Regions from separate parts of the Homo sapiens genome. Here region 1 is linked to region 2. A link is an interaction called in ENCODE POLR2A ChIA-PET data of the cell type or tissue named here. Cell type or tissue: CD4-positive, alpha-beta T cell. All regions are shown on one strand. Links, peaks and the distances in the headings refer to the core of each region. The heading gives the core; the rest is flanking DNA.

Evidence for each region. ChIA-PET counts read pairs that join two places held together with the same protein. Peaks named below come from ENCODE experiments on the same cell type or tissue, not always from the same donor. Only the 100,000 strongest peaks of a DNase experiment are listed, where the experiment ranks them.
Region 1: POLR2A ChIA-PET joins it to region 2 with 5 read pairs; 4 of 35 experiments call an interaction of 5 or more read pairs at or near these places.

What each region holds. Positions count from the first base shown.
Region 1 is chr5:54,723,668-54,731,453 of GRCh38, forward strand. All of the region lies in intron 1 of LINC02998 (long intergenic non-protein coding RNA 2998), which reads right to left. The region is part of intron 2 of LOC105378969 (a long non-coding RNA gene); the gene reads left to right. Among named protein-coding and RNA genes, the nearest start is that of LINC02998, 17 kb to the right of the region's middle. In CD4-positive, alpha-beta T cell, for the core only: no CTCF peak of the experiment used is centred there; no DNase peak of the experiment used is centred there.
Region 2 is chr5:54,670,438-54,678,223 of GRCh38, forward strand. The region is part of intron 1 of LINC02998 (long intergenic non-protein coding RNA 2998); the gene reads right to left. Among named protein-coding and RNA genes, the nearest start is that of LINC02998, 70 kb to the right of the region's middle. In CD4-positive, alpha-beta T cell, for the core only: no CTCF peak of the experiment used is centred there; a DNase peak (open chromatin) is centred at 3,584.

The DNA of each region.
Region 1 (7,786 bases), core at 1,986-4,485, 53 kb after region 2:
CTAGACAAAGTCAAATTTCATGGGGAATACTAAGGGGTTTTAGCTATAATTCAGGTAACTATGGGAAGACAGCAACTTTGAATACAGTGGCAACAGATTGTGTTGGAGGGAAGAGCAAGGAATAGTCGACCTAAAGAGTCCATGGGAGAAGTATAGGTGAGAAGGATGATCATGATTTAAGCTTATGTGGTGACACCAAAGTTGGAAAAAGTTAAGAGTGTCAAGCAATACTTAAGAGGTAAAATTCTCATAATTTGGTAACAGAATAGAAGTAGAAGATGAGGAAGAAAGCTCCGCAGAAAATTGCTACTGGCTTTTCCACTTGAGAGATTAGATGTACATGGAGGCATTCACTTGGCTCTTTGCCCGTGGAGTAGCAAGTGCAGCCATTCTGAAAGAGTGTCCCTCCAGCACAGGGGTGTTGCTGAGCAATGCCATATCACAGGGGCTGAGACATTCATGGATGGTATCTCCAAAAGACACTACTGGATAGGGTCCCTGAACTTCAGAGAAGAGGAAGGCTCCATTCAACTACAGATCAGCAGCCTGTCATTCAAGAGCCCTCCTGAAACACAAGGTTGTGACTGATGGTCTGGTCCAGTCACTCCACAGGCACCATGCAGTGTCCACTCACTACAGTCCTTTCCTCAGTCCACCAGCCCTGGACCCACTAGAGCCACAGAAGGATCCCAAGACCGGCTCTCACGCTGAGCACCCAACAAACTTCCTGCCCCTTCTCATTCCTCAGAATGCTGATACCTCTTTCGCTATGCCCTAAAGCACAAATGCCTCATTCTAAATGCTTTCCAGGACAAGAGACCTGGATTGCCTTTCTGCTGAAGAAAACACAAAATGGCCTGTTTACAGGTTGTTGCTGTGGGTGCAATGGATCTGAGTACAAACCTGGAAGCTTCTTTTCTTTCTGGCCTTCTAAACTCTAAAATGTTAACCCCTACCTTCTTTTTGGACAATAAAATATGATTTCCTTCAAGAGAGCTCTCACCTACAAAAACAATAGATCTGTTTATAACCCCACCTTTGTGGCAAGAGATGGAAGAAGAATGTCTCGAGTCACTGTCTAAATGCTACTGAAAGATCTTCCATGCCTCACTTCCACAGTTCGAAACAAAAGCCATCAGTTTTTAATCTTCAACAAGCCATTCCACTACAGTCAGTGAAGCTTACATTTGTGGAACATTACAGATGTCCTACAAAATCCTGTCTCCCCCTTGACCAGCTTAACTCCCCCAACTTCCCTTGTAGTTATGTGTGTCCATAAAACCCTCTCACTGTTGGCTGACTGTAAGGTGGATGCTCAAGGTGACTTTGAGATCCACATGTTGAATATGACAGAGCAACCCTCAGCCTGGGTCCCTGAATGAAGGAGAGGATAGCTGCTCCTCCTACCAGAAGACCCTCCATGACTCTTTCATGAGAAAGAATAGCTCTTTTCTTTAAGCCACTAAACTTCTGAAGTCTGATAGCTACTAGCAGCACCTTTTTAGTCATGTATGATGCTCATTGGACATTTCTAGACCATAATCTTGATAGATTTGGTAGATGGCTCTCCTATCATCCTCTTGTGCTTGCTTTAACTATAATACTTAGACAAGTAAACGGATCATTTTAATGACCTGAGATGGCTCTCCTATTAAACCATGAGCTTCTTGAAGGCAAAGACTACACTACGCCTCATCCTTCATTCAGTCTACAGTTCCTAGCCTAGTGCTTGGCATACATGAAGCTTTCAACAGATAAATTTTTATTATCTCATATTGCTTAGGAAATATTGTGTGATGGGCTTGCAAAATTTACTCACATAACAATTCAGATGTGCAGAGAAGATATACCTCTGGGCCTAATCTTTCTCATGATGCTTCCCTTGCTTGTTTGTTGGGATATACCAAAGAGGATGACTCAATGCCGAATCCAGGTAAACCTTTCTCTACTGCTACAATGTAAATAACCTCTGAGTAATACCTGTACTGTTGGAATAATTGCTGTTATTAATATTAACTTTTCTTTCTCCTACGTAGTGTCTAGGATATGAAAGGAAAAACACTGGAGTAAAAGAGTCTCAAGCCCACCTGATGTCCTCCCAATCCTAGGTGGCCTTGCCTGTAGGGAGTCTGCTTTGCAGTGGGCAGCTGCTGAATTCTTTCTCAGTTGAGTCAGGATCCTGTGGCTACTTTCTGTTAACTTTGCAGGGCAGACTTCTCTGAGTCTTTGTTATGTCCTTCCAGAGCCCCAGACCAAATTGTTCTTCCCCAGCCTTTATTATGTGATTATCTCACTCCAACCATGATGGCCCTAAGGATGACCCCCTGGCTCTCTCTTGGTGTTTATGCCATACAGAAATCAGGAGAGACTCAGGAGTGTAATCCAGATCCTCTGTCTAGCCTGCTGCTCTCTTAGCTGAGCTGTGCCTTGTTGGCATGATGTCCATTGCACAGATGCCTCTTGCAGATTTCTAGCAGGAAGTAAAATTAAAGCTCATCAAAGGGAATTCAGGACTCACATGTCTGACAGCCTTCTTTACCTACCTCTGTCTCCCTTCTTTTCATTGTCTCCTGGAGATAAAAGGGATAGACTTTTCCTGCTTCCTGCACATGAAATCCTCCTTCTATTCAGGGAACACACCTCATGGCCTGGCCATCATGGCAGAACATTTACCTGATCCAAAAGCTTATTCCTTGTTATAGAGAAATGTGGTCCAGGTGTGATTCTTGGTATGTTAAATGAGAGATAAAGAATTTCGGAAATCCTTTCTTTGTCATGAATCTCTTTCAAATATTTTTAGAAAACTCTTGTTTTCAATGTCAGATGCTAACAAATCTGAAAATGTTGATGAAACTCAAGGGAACAAATCTCGTAAGAGCTATGGTTGCTGCTGGGCATGGTGGCTCACACCTGTAATCCAGCACTTTGAGAGACCAAGGCAGGCAGACTGCTTGAGCTCAAGAGTTTGAGACCAGCCTAGGCAACATGGTGAAACCCCGTCTCTACCAAAAATACAAAAAAAGTAGCTGGGCATGATGGTGCACATCTGTGGTCCCAGCTACTCGGGAGGCTGAGGTGGGAGGATCCTTTGAGCCTGGGAGGCGGAGGCTGCAGTGAGGTGAGATCATGCCACTGCATTCCAGCCTGGGTGAAAGAGTGAAACTCCGTTTCAAAAAAAGATATAATTGCAAGTCGTGTAAATGCTTTCTGCAATCCTTTTATAATAAGCCCTCCCAAATAATCAAATAAGTCTCCGGGATACAGATATACCTTCAGTTGACTAGAAAGTCACACACTAGAAAATAATATTCCAACTCCATTTGGGACTTAGAACATCCTAAACCACTGGCTTGTAAAAACAGAATGAATAGCGTATGAGAGGACCATAATCTCATCTACTATTGAGGTTTTTATCAGCTCAGATATTGGAGTAAGTTACTGTTGCTTAATTGCTCACTCTTTCTCTTAAACTATACAGAATACAATTCCGTTTACAAAGAAACCCTATCAGCTCTGACTTCTTCCCAAGTTTGGACAGAGGATATCTTGGAAATGAATGTAGAACAAGACAAACAAGAAGTAGCTAGTTAGTTGCAGTGATTTCCCAAATTATCTAGGAGTTCATTAAACTAAAGATGCCTGAATAATCACAAGACTTGTTTATCTCTTCTTTCAAAAAGGTTAAGTCAAACATTCAGGTCAGATAATCTAAAGTAGGCATCTTATAGAAAGATAGGAAGACTAAAGCCTTACAAAGATATTAGTGTCTATTAATCATTCCGATATTACAACAAAATAGCTTTTTTTTAAAGAAATTGTTGTGAAATCTTCACAGTAACCCAAGGAAATACTCACCATTATTATTATTATTTTTATAGATGAAGAAACTGAGGATTGGAGAGATTAAGTGGCTTAATAAGGCACAGTTAGGAAGCAAGTAGTAAATAGAGTCAGGACTTGAGCCCAAGTCTTCTAACTCTCAGGTCTCTTTTCATTTCACTAAACAGACCATCAGTCTTTGTGTCGAAATCTTATTCCTCCTGATTTCTATCAACTGCTTCTTTTTTTTTCTTTTTAATACCATTGTTGGCATGTTACTTGACCAGATCCCAAACAAACAGATGATGATGCTCTACAGACTTCCATTACCTAGGAATTGGCTTATAAGCAATTTAATTCATGCTAGAAAATAATCCCACTCCTACTCTATTGCTTTACGCCATCTGCTTTGCAATGATCAGAGTTTCAGCCTAATGGGAAAAAAAATTGAATTAGAGTTTTTGTTTGTTTGTTTGTTTGTTTTAATGCTAATTTGGTAGCATTGCTGGAAGGCATTTGCCACAGACTTCAACTAGGTCATCTGCCTTCGTTGTGTGCAGAGCAGACACCTGCCAAGGTCTGCCTTTCCAAGATCTTTGTCTGTGAGAGAACAGGGTGTGGGCAGCAGGAAGAGCTTGTCTTCCCACTGAGCTCCATAGGCTTGCCACACCAGAAACAATACTGGAGCAAGCCAATATTGCAAAAAATGCATTTATACATTAACCAATTTGTCTGGGTTCTGTTTCTTTTTCTACATTACAGTTTGTAACAGTTATTACAAATTTAAATTGTCCAAAACCACAGACCAATTTTTTTAAGAAGGATAAGGAGGGAAGGAGGAAGAAGGAAGAGGAAGAGATGCATTTCTCTCTTTAAGCACTCTAAAACCCTTTATGAAATGAAAGACTCTTCAAACACTGAGCCTGGCCTCCCCTGATCCCTTTTTTGCTGAGCCAAGGCAAGCCATGTCCTGTGTCTTTTTCCTTTTACACTAGTTTACCTCAACAAAACATTCATTAGTCTCTCCTGGTGTGCTCACTCTAAGCAATAATTCATCACTTTATTAATTTAAAACATAACTACTAGCTTATGTCTTCATGCTGTGAAACTTAATTATAGAATTGATTTTTTTTTAAAAGCCACTTAAATGTAACTGGCTACATGTGAAAGTGCATTAGTAAATTTGAGCATTTAACTGACCAGAATCATGTCTGCCATGCTCTTGCATTAGGTCTGAGCTTCTCCTTCTTGCTGAAATTTCTTAGCATTGCTCCATAGGCACTTTCCTATTAGTATCACTTCTTAGGAGCCTTTAGCAAAAGATTTAAGCATTTCAGAAAAGCTTATTTATTAATTTACACATTAGCAGAGATTAACTTCAGCAATCCCTATTCCCATTTGCTATAGAAGCCTGGCACTAAATTCCCGAGCCAAGCTGAGTATACGATAATGAATAAAAAGGTATTTGAAAAGAAGATGTAAATCAGTTTAGTCAGAATACAATTTTCAAGCCAGCATGTGAGTTGGTCTCAAACGTATCTCCAACTTCCATTTGTTAATCACTGGTTTATGTGTTCACTATAAGGACAACTGGGTCGTTTTCATGATAGAAATCAACTTTCTAAAGAGATAAGACCCCTGAACTCATTGACTTTGAAGAGGGAAGGTGGTCAGGACCATGGATCCTTAGTGTACATTCCCCATATGGTTCTAGGGGTTCTGAGGAGAGAGCAAGAAGGTTGCTTGGGGAACTGGCAAGGGCACTGCCAAGAGTAGAAGATCTGGTTCCATTCTTTCTAAACTTAGCCCTATTTTCTGTCTCCAGTCTTTGGTCTCATTATTAGTTTTCTCTGTAACCAAAAGGCAAAATGTCTGCAACTCCCGTACTTCAGTCACATCTATATGACTAATGAGAACATTACCATCATGATGAAGAAACTCTACTTTTCTTCTGGAAAGTGTTTTTTTTTGTTTGTGTTTGTTTGTTTTGTTCTTTTTGTTTTCTTTTTTTGAGACAGAGTATCGCTCTGTCACCCAGACTGAAGTGCAATGGTGAGATGGTGCAATCTTGGCTCACTGTAACCTCCGCCTCCCAGGCTCAAGTAACTCTACTGCCTCAGCCTCCCAAGTAGCTGGGATTACAGGTCCCCCCCCCCACCCCACCCCCACAAAACCTAGCTATTTTTTTTTTGTATTTTTAGTAGAGATAGGGTTTTCCGTGTTGGCCAGGCTGGTCTTGAACTCTTGACCTCAGGTGATCCACCCGCCTTGGCCTCCCAAAGTGTTGGGATTACAGGCGTGAGCCACCACAGCCAGGCTGGAAAGTGTTTTTAAAAAAATAGTTATAGAACCTACCTCTTACTGAGTGAAAATGAAGAATCTTTCCAGCACCTTGGCACCTTTTCACTTAAAGAAGCTTCAGGATTTAAAACTCAGATGAGCACAACAGATATCCCCCACTGCTGCTGACAGCAGCATCTTTTGGCCAGACCAGCACTTCCTGGGCTCATGGCTTTCATCAGCATCACAGATTTCAACGGGAGCCGGCAGGCAATGGCTATTTGAGGACCTAAATAAATCTAAAGAACACTCAGTCACAATTTGGAATTTGTGAAGCACATTGGTATTATTCTTGCTTTCAAAGCAGATTATAGAATCAAAGATTAAGAAAATAGTTTTTCTAACTTCTGGCCATAAGAGAACCTCAAAAATTAAACTCCATATGAAGAATCAGGTGTAGACCACATGTTCTCACTCATAGGTGGGAACTGAACGATGAGAACACCTGGACACAGGGCGGGGAACATCATGCACTGGGGCCTGTCGTAGGGTGGGGGGAGGGAGGGAATAGCCCTAAAAGAAATACCTAATGTAAATGACGAGTTAATGGGTGCAGCACACCAACATGGCATGTTTATACGTATATAAAACCTGCATGTTGTGCACATGTACCCTGGAACTTAAAGTATAATTAAAAAAAAATTCTTTTTAAAAAAAGATTACCCTGAGATGGCCAGGCGCGGTGGCTGATGCCTGTAATCCCAGCATTTTGAGAGGCCAAGGCGGGCGGATCACGAGGTCAGGAGATCGAGACCATCCTGGCTGACACAGTGAAACCCCACCTCTACTAAACAAAAAAAAAAAAAAAAAAAAAAAAGAATGCAGGTGTAGAGAAGTGGAAATCTTATCTTTCAGAATGAAACTTTCAGAAGAAAAATATACATGTGAGAGGAAAGAAATTATATGTTGTTTACAGTGCTTAGGCCTAATATGGTGGATTACATTTTTATAGATGCTATTGTAGTTTTCTCACCATTATATTTGATGGTAGAAGAATTAATATCTCAGGGATTTTGAAAATCTATTATTTGGAGCAACATGAGACTCAAAAGCTTGGTCATATGAAATAGGGAGAAAAATTTAAAAATACTTATCATCTTTGGAACCAAGAATTTATATCAATATATGTCTCCTTTTTTTGTAACTCTTAAATTGACACTTCCAGAAATTCATCTAGAAGCTTATTCAGATCTCATATACCTAAAAATGGAAGTTATAGATAAGAAGCACCATCTGCCTCATGGAGTACCTTAATGATTGGAAACTGAATCATCCCTAAATTATGATCAGAATTTAGTGCAGAAATAGAATTAATAACTCAGCAGCCTAATATGTAGGCAATTATTTATTCTATCTCACTTCCTCATCTGTAATATGGGGAAAATACATACCTTATTTATCTTATAGGATTGATGTAAGCCTTGAATGGCGTATTATATTTGCAAAGCCTTGCCTGAATAAGTAAATGTTATCACAGTACTAATATTACAAACATTTATTGAGCTTTATGTGTCTAGCACTCTTCTATATTCAAGAAATACCAAGTTAAAGAAGACATGAATCCTTGCCTACAAGGAGATCACCAGCAGCTGGAGCTTGCTTTTTAATCCAATTTAGCAATCTACCT
Region 2 (7,786 bases), core at 2,577-5,076:
TGTGCTCACCATATGGCCCTTTCAGCTACCATATGACCCTGCACTCAGCTTCCCCCTGCTACAGCTCCCTGCAGTGATGTTTGTGTTGGGGCATGATGGACCCACCCCCAATGAGGACACTGACACCTCCAACCTGCTATGGCTATGCTTCAAAGCCACAAAATGTATCCCCTGCTGCTGGAGCTGTTGGCACTGACCCTTCTCTGTCTCTCTCACACCCACCAAATGTGATGCCTCCCTCTCCTTCTTCTGCCCGGATTGGGGCGAGGTGGCCACAGTGCAAATTCTGTTTTTTCTGGACTCCATACAACTCCAATCTCAACCCCAACCAGAAGGCACCATAACACTTTCTTGTGCTCTCCTCTGGACCATCCAAAAGCTGCCTTCTGGGCTGCCTGACAGTCATATTCTTAGTCTTACATGTTCCTACAGCGTCTCTTCTTTAGGAGCCAACTGTGGGGGGCTAGACCAGAAATGTTCTGATTTTGAGAAAAGCGTGAAGTTTATGAGTTTTACTTTCTGATATGGGTCTATTACCTTGAACCAAGCCAGTATGCCAGGCTTTATATCCCTAAAATACGCCTTTCCCAAAAGGAGGACCATCTTCCAGGAATGTCCAGGCATGTGTGAATCCAGGAGGAACATGGCGTGAACCTCAGCAGAGACTCCACCCATATTAGCATGTCCTTAATAGCTCCCCAATGTTTGTATTTACTGCCTAGATCTTGTCCAAAGCCAGGCTTTTCCAGAAAGTGCACATTCCTCTTCTGATCTTGCATCGTGCCAGAGAGGCAGCTCTGTTTAAATAGCAATAGTCATAGTTGCTTAATGCCTGTTTCACACCGTATACTGTGAGGCATTATTTCTGCTTTTCACAATCACTGCAAGGAAAGTGCTGCTATTCAAATTTTAAATACAAAGAGGTCAAGTAGAGAGGTTAAGTGATTTCCCCAAGGCCACAATGAGTGGTAAAGCTAAGACTCAAACCCAGATTGGTTGGAATCAAGCCTAGGCTTGTCTTGTGTAATACAGTTCAGTATTACCCAGGCCCTGGAACCGAAATCTGCGTATGAACAGCTCTCTTAGGACATATTCAAATATTTTCATCCTCTTTGCTGAGAATTTAAGAGATGAATGTGGACTCCCAAACACACACAGCCTCTTGAGTCCTGGCATAAAGTCTGTTCTCAGACTTCTTTAGATAGATTTCACACTGTCATCATTTTCTAACCTAGGGTAGCTTCCACCTCAAGTACAATAGGAATATATTCTAGTAGTTGATCAGTTCAAATTTCCTGCATTTCCACGGCTCATTCTTGGCTCAGAAAACCCTGAGCCTACTCAGGCTGAGGGGGACCCCCCTCTTGTGCTTCCAGGTGTCACATGATTGAAACCACTTTTGCAAAGATTATGACAGCAAGAGAGGTCTAGCATGGCTGACTCCATCTTGCTTCTAGTCTCACAGGCTGACTGTCCTTGCTCATTCCTGGGCATACGCCAAGCTAACTATGGAAGGAATTTAGTTTACAGTTTAACTTTAGAACAAGGATGATAATAGTCCCTCCCTAAAACTAACCTCCTTCTTGCTGAGGGACAGAAGCTGCCTTTGTAAAACTAATGAAAGGCCATGAGATTAGGATTATGGAAGGGGCCTGAATTCTGCTAAAATGTAGGCATAGTTTTTATAATCCCTATGCTGGAGAGCATGTGGCCAGAGGCCATAATATTTGTGACTTTCACAATTATTGCTACAGATAACATCACTATTGTATAACCTAATATTGGTCTTTTGAGACGTTTTTCAGACTTTTGCATTCTGGCAACTGACTGACCCCACCTGGACACGTAACTCATGTCTTAATCACACCTGTGGTCACAACCCAGAGGCAGATTCAGCACACGAGGACCATTTTTCACACCCTTATGATTTCATCCCCAACCAATCAGCAGCACCCATTCCCTACCCACCTGTCCACCAAATTATTCATAAAAACTCTAGCCTCTGAGTTCTCGGAGAGGCAATTTGAGTAATAATAAACTCCTGTCCTTCTGCTTGGTCAGTCTTGCATTAACTAAATTCTTTCTTTACTGCAAGACTGCTGTCTCAGTAAATTGGGTTTATCTGTGCAGCCAGCAAGAAGAACCCATCAGGCAATCACATTAATACCCCTGTGAAAGCCCTTTCCCTGAAATCAACATTTCTTGCTATCTTGCTTTTTCCTGTCCCACAGCTCTGTTTCCATTTAGGGATTCCTGTGCAGCTGACTCTCACATCTACCTCCAGGGTGGAGCCTGTGACCATCTTTTGGTCATGTAATTGATTAGCTCAGCTTAGCCACCAGCCCCACCCTGAACCACACTGAGTCTCAGGACATTTTCCAGGAGTGCTGGGGCAAAGACACATTCTTTCTCATGGGATCTGAAAAAGGAAGCATGTTTCTCTGAGAGTTGCTTATGGCCATTTTGGGACTCTGAGCAGGGTCAGCCTTAGAATGCAGCCAGTATCCCAGAAGGCAGGTAGAGAAATGGAAAAGAAACCCAATGGCTGAGCTGCTGGGAGTGAGCTTGTCTTAGGCAAACCTTCCTTGAGAGTTTTCAGTCATGTGAGCCAATCAATTTCCTTCCTGGTTTGAGCCTGATTGAGCCAGATTTTCTGTTGCTTGCAATACAAGCATCTTACATCTACATTTTGCAATAATGGTCAAATTTTTTGTTGTCTCTCTCCCTAGATTGTGAGCTCCTTGATCCCTAAGAGAAAATTGGTTGAAGGAATGAAAGGACAAAAAGATAAAAGGAAAAAGAAATCAGTTGCTCATGTGTGTTGAGGACTTGTTTAAGGCCATTACCATTTAACTAGCTATTCACTGCTCTTCCTGATTCATGGACATTCCAATTAAAGAGCTGGATCCTTTGAGAAATCTTCAATACCAATATCCATGGTCAGGAACAGTGCTCATTTAGCAGAAAGGAGGTCAACTCCACCAGAACTTATGAAATCTGCAGAGCAAGGAATAACTCAGAGAATCTTGCAGATGAACTTGCATTTCTTATCATGTGATAAACAAAGAAACTTTAATTTATCCATCGTAAATCAGGGTCTTGGAAATAAAGCATGGGGAAATGGATGTCTATAGGAGCCCTCTGCAGAAATGTTGCCCCTTGACTCCAAGCTCAGAGAGGCTTGTATTTGAAGATGTCAGCAGCCTCCCGCTCCACAAATGAATCATGAGAAGGAGGGAATGAAGGTGGTTGAAGTAGGTGTGGGCCTTTCATCCTCTACAGTATGCCTATCGTGAGTATCTGATGTTGTTATGTGCACTTATGTGTACTTGCACACATGCACCCATCTAAAACAACATTTTCTGTTGGGAGTTTCAAAAGAAAAAAGTGAAGCTGTTACTGAAGCCCCAGAAGAAAAGATTTGCATAAATGGGGATGGATTTCTTGCAATCTCCCCTGGTGCTGCTTGTCCCAGTCCTTGCCCCACCCACCTACTACACACACAGGAACAGCTCTTCTCTGCAAGAAATGCTAGACAGGAGGAAGTGCCCTGGCCTTGACCTCCTGCTTTCACAGCATCACACATCAGTGGTGGTGAGTGCCGTGGAGGAAGCATTGCATGCATAACTGAGTTAGCAAATAGGAAAGAGGGCTTTCAGAGAGTAGTGGGGAGAAGAGGAAGGGTGGCAGAAAGTATTGCTGCAAGAACTAAGCTCTAGGCCTGGCACTGCCACCATATCTGAGCAAGTCCTTATGCTTCTCTACACCTTGATTTCTTCAATGGCAAACTGGGGAGATTCTGGGTAACAAGATAAGGCATGATGTCTGCTACCACATGGAAATAAGAAGGAGCACAAAAGCCATTTTTCCAGCTCCTCCAGGGTTTGTCCCACCACCACCACCAGCTACCAGGGAGACTGTGCCCTGAATTCCTTCTTTTTTTCCCATAGATGTTCAACAGCCTCCTCCACACTCAGAGTGTCTCATTTCCAGAAGACTCATGACTCCTGCCATGCTGTCCCATCTATGAATAGAGAAAAGGAACATTTACTTGGTACTCCAAAACTGTGGGGATCACAACGCAAAGACCACCTGAAAGAGTGTCACAAAGAAAAATACACCTGTAAAAGGCTACTAACCAGCTATCATCCTATCAACAGCCGCACACTCATTCACTCATTTACTTGTTCAACAAATATTTATGTCGAAGTTAATCACTTACTCAACAAATAATTATACTGCCAGGATCTGGAGGTACAAGAGTAAATAAAGTATAGAAATTCCTTTTTTGCTGTTTAGTTTAGTAGGAGATACAAGTAATAAAGCAACTTTAAAAGCACTATAATTAGATTGCCTTGGATAGAAAGTTATAAAGTACTATTATAGTGCACATCATGGTGGGGGCAGTGGGTTGCTCCTAGTCTGTCCAAAGGAAGGTGGAAGGGTGAGCAGCAGAAGTGATCAGGGAAAGAAGAGGTGGGGTTGGGTCTACAGAGAGTGTTCCAGGCAAGGAACAGCCGGGTGAGGCCTGAAGGTGAGAGTGAGAGAGGACAGGTGGGTTGCAACAGAGATTGTTTGAGGACAAGTGTGTGGAAGCGGGGAAGCCTGAATAAAGTGGTGGTAATAGTGTACTTCGGTAGATTCTTGGGCAAGAGCATGACCTTACAAATATACTTTAGGAAAAAAAAAACAGTCTGTTTTCTATATTCAGCATGCATTGGAAGTGACAGAGACCAGAGGTAGGGAGAAGGGCAAGGGGATTTTAGTAGTAATGAGGACAAGGACCAGAGTGCTATCCCTGAAAACAGAGAATAAAGAACAGGTAGAGCAAAGACATGGAATCAACCCAAATGCCCATCAATGACAGACTGGATAAAGAAAATGTGGGACATATTCACCATGGAATACTATGCAGCCACAAAAAGGAATGAGATCACATCCATTGCAGGGACATGGATGGAGCTGCAAGCCATTATCCTCAGCAAACTAACACAGGAACAGAAAATCAAACACCGTATGTTCTCACTCGTAAGTGGGAGCTGAACAATGAGAACACCTGGACACAGGGAGGGGAACAACACACACTGGGGCCTGTTGGAGGGTGGGGTAGGGGGAGAGCATCAAGATAAATAGTTAATGCACACGGGACTTAATACCTAGGTGATGGGTTGATCGTGCAGCAAACCACCATGGCACACGTTTACCTATGTGACAAACCTGCACATCCTGCACATGTACCCCAGAACTTAAAATAAAAATAAAAATTAATTAAACAAAAAAGAACAGACAACCAATAGGCTGTCTTTCAGCTTAGCCTATGCTGTACTAGGAGAGCCTGGGAGAGAACTCTGTTTAGAAATAAACAAGCCCAGGGATTGCCATCTATTTGCCCTGTATTCACTTGGACTTATTTATCATAGTGCTTTTTCAAACTGTGTTCAAAACTCCCTGGGGTTTTCCAGAGGTGCTTTAGAGACCCAATTCAACCATGTTGGCCTATTTTGGACAAACAAAGGCTTGAAAATCACCAGCATACCTTTTCACAGTGTACATGCTCTGTCCGAGGTCCAGTGCTCTTGGTGGTTATTAAAAGTGGATTTGTGTGTGTGTATCAAGACTGCCACGCACTCTCAGAAGTTCACTCTGTGCCCCCCTTCAAGCCCCTCTTGAAGACAGGAATCTCTCTATTTCTGGTTGTTCTGCCCCTGCCCTCCCTACCTAAATCCAGACCCTACTCAAAAAGGAAAATGGTTTCTCAGCATTCCTCCCCATGTTCATTATCTGGCAGCTCTTCTCTGGAGGTTGGAAAGAATTAATCCATTATTGTTGTCAACACAATCATAATAAGGCATGAAAATGAAGTGATGAGATCTTTTTTTCAGTCAAACCTCTTGAAGAGAAACAGAAAACAAAAACAGCATTTTATCTTTGACTAGAATGATTATTTCTCAAAGGAAATAACTTCAGTCCCGTACTTTGTGGGAGGAAAGGCACAAGATGTGGAGGATGTCCAGGCACTGTGCCTGGCTCACAGACATTGTTCATAAATGTTTGGTTCATAGTTTCTTTCATTCATTCTATAAACATAAACTCTGATCTCTAGGAGGAGGATTTTATTTGCCTCTTGAACTATCTCTTGACAAAGCCAAGTCACCACACAAATGATGCAGGCAACTGCCAGCTGGTTTGCAAATTTCCTGAGTTGCCCAAGTACAGCACAGTGAGCATGAAAATCAAAGGCTCTCAAACCTGGAAGGAACCTTTAAAAATGACCCGAGGTCAATTGCCCAGGAAAATCCCTGCCAAGTGCTGCAAGTTGAGGTTGGAAGTGTCCAGTCTCTCTGATGCAGCCAAGTCTGTCTTTGGACAACTCTGTTAGAAGGCTCTTCCTGATATTGAATTGAAATCTATCACTTCATAGCTTTTCTTTATTCCTCCAATAAATCCTGTATGAGAGACCAGGAGGCAGAACAGAATCATTCAAATCCTCCTTCTTGGCAATCTGTTGAATATTGGAAGACAGGGGCCAAGTTCTCTGAGTCTTCTTTTCTCCAAGGCCTCTGTCTCCTAATCTTTCAAACATTTCCATGGGATAAGATTTTCAAATTATCTTGGTCCTTTTCCCATTAAGAAGCTTTACTTTTCTACTCTTAAAATAGGCTGCCTAGAATAGAAATAATTCCATGTGACTTAACTAGCGCAGAAAGGAACAGACTCTGCTAAATCTGATTTCAGAGACTGCCACTCACTAGCAGCGTGGCTTTGGCAAGTTACTTCCCTTTCTAGGAAACATGGTTTAATATGTAGCCTCAAGTAAAGTGCCTACTACAGTGCCTGGCATAAAGGGGTGTCAATACCTGATATCTACCTATCAATTGCTATTATTCTTCTGTCAATGCAGTTTCAGGTGGCACTAGACCTTAAGGTGATAACATCACACTATTGACTCCTAGGTTTTACCCACAAGTAAATTCAGAGTATTAAGTGGTTTTAATCCATGGCTCCCCCATCCTTTACTCACATTGTGTGTGTGTGTGTGTGTGTGTGTGTGTGTGTGTGTGCCTAAGCATCAAAATTTCCATTTATCTTATAAAATTGTATTTGTTCAATTCAGGTCATTGTTTAATGTGAGCAAATTTAATGAACAAGACTCTATCTTTTTATCTAAGTCTAAAACTAACAAAAATGCCCCCAAGTTCATGGTACAGAACCAAGCCTTGTTACCACTAGAAAACTTTCTTCAGGTTGATCCCTATCTATTAGCCACTATCTTTGAATAAATTAATTCAACCTGTAAATAATTCACTTAATTTCATTTTTATCTTGTGAATAATTTTTCCTCTAAAATAAAAGAATATCATAGCTTTGTCAAATGATTTGGGCAAGTCCAGAAAGACCAGAACTGCTGGGTTTTCTTTCTCTACCAATCTAGTAAACTATCACAGTAGGAAACACATTCTTTGTGAACTCCTATAGCTTTCTCATGATCACAGTTTTCCTGCCTGGATGTTTATAACTTACCTTAATGCCACACTTGGGAACCTCAGTGAGAAACTTTTCTATTTCCTAAAATAATTTTACTCATGAATTAAGGTAATGCTAGCAGTTGAAGCAGATATATCCCCACGTTTTTGTGTCTTAACCCAATAGAAGTTGTTTGTTTCTCATTCATGTCAAGTCTGTAAGGGCTGTTCCTGATCTGCGGGCCATCTTCTCCCCAAGCAGTAAATTCAAGGCTCCTTCCATTTTGCAGTTCTGGAATCTTCCTAATAAACCCAATACAAAG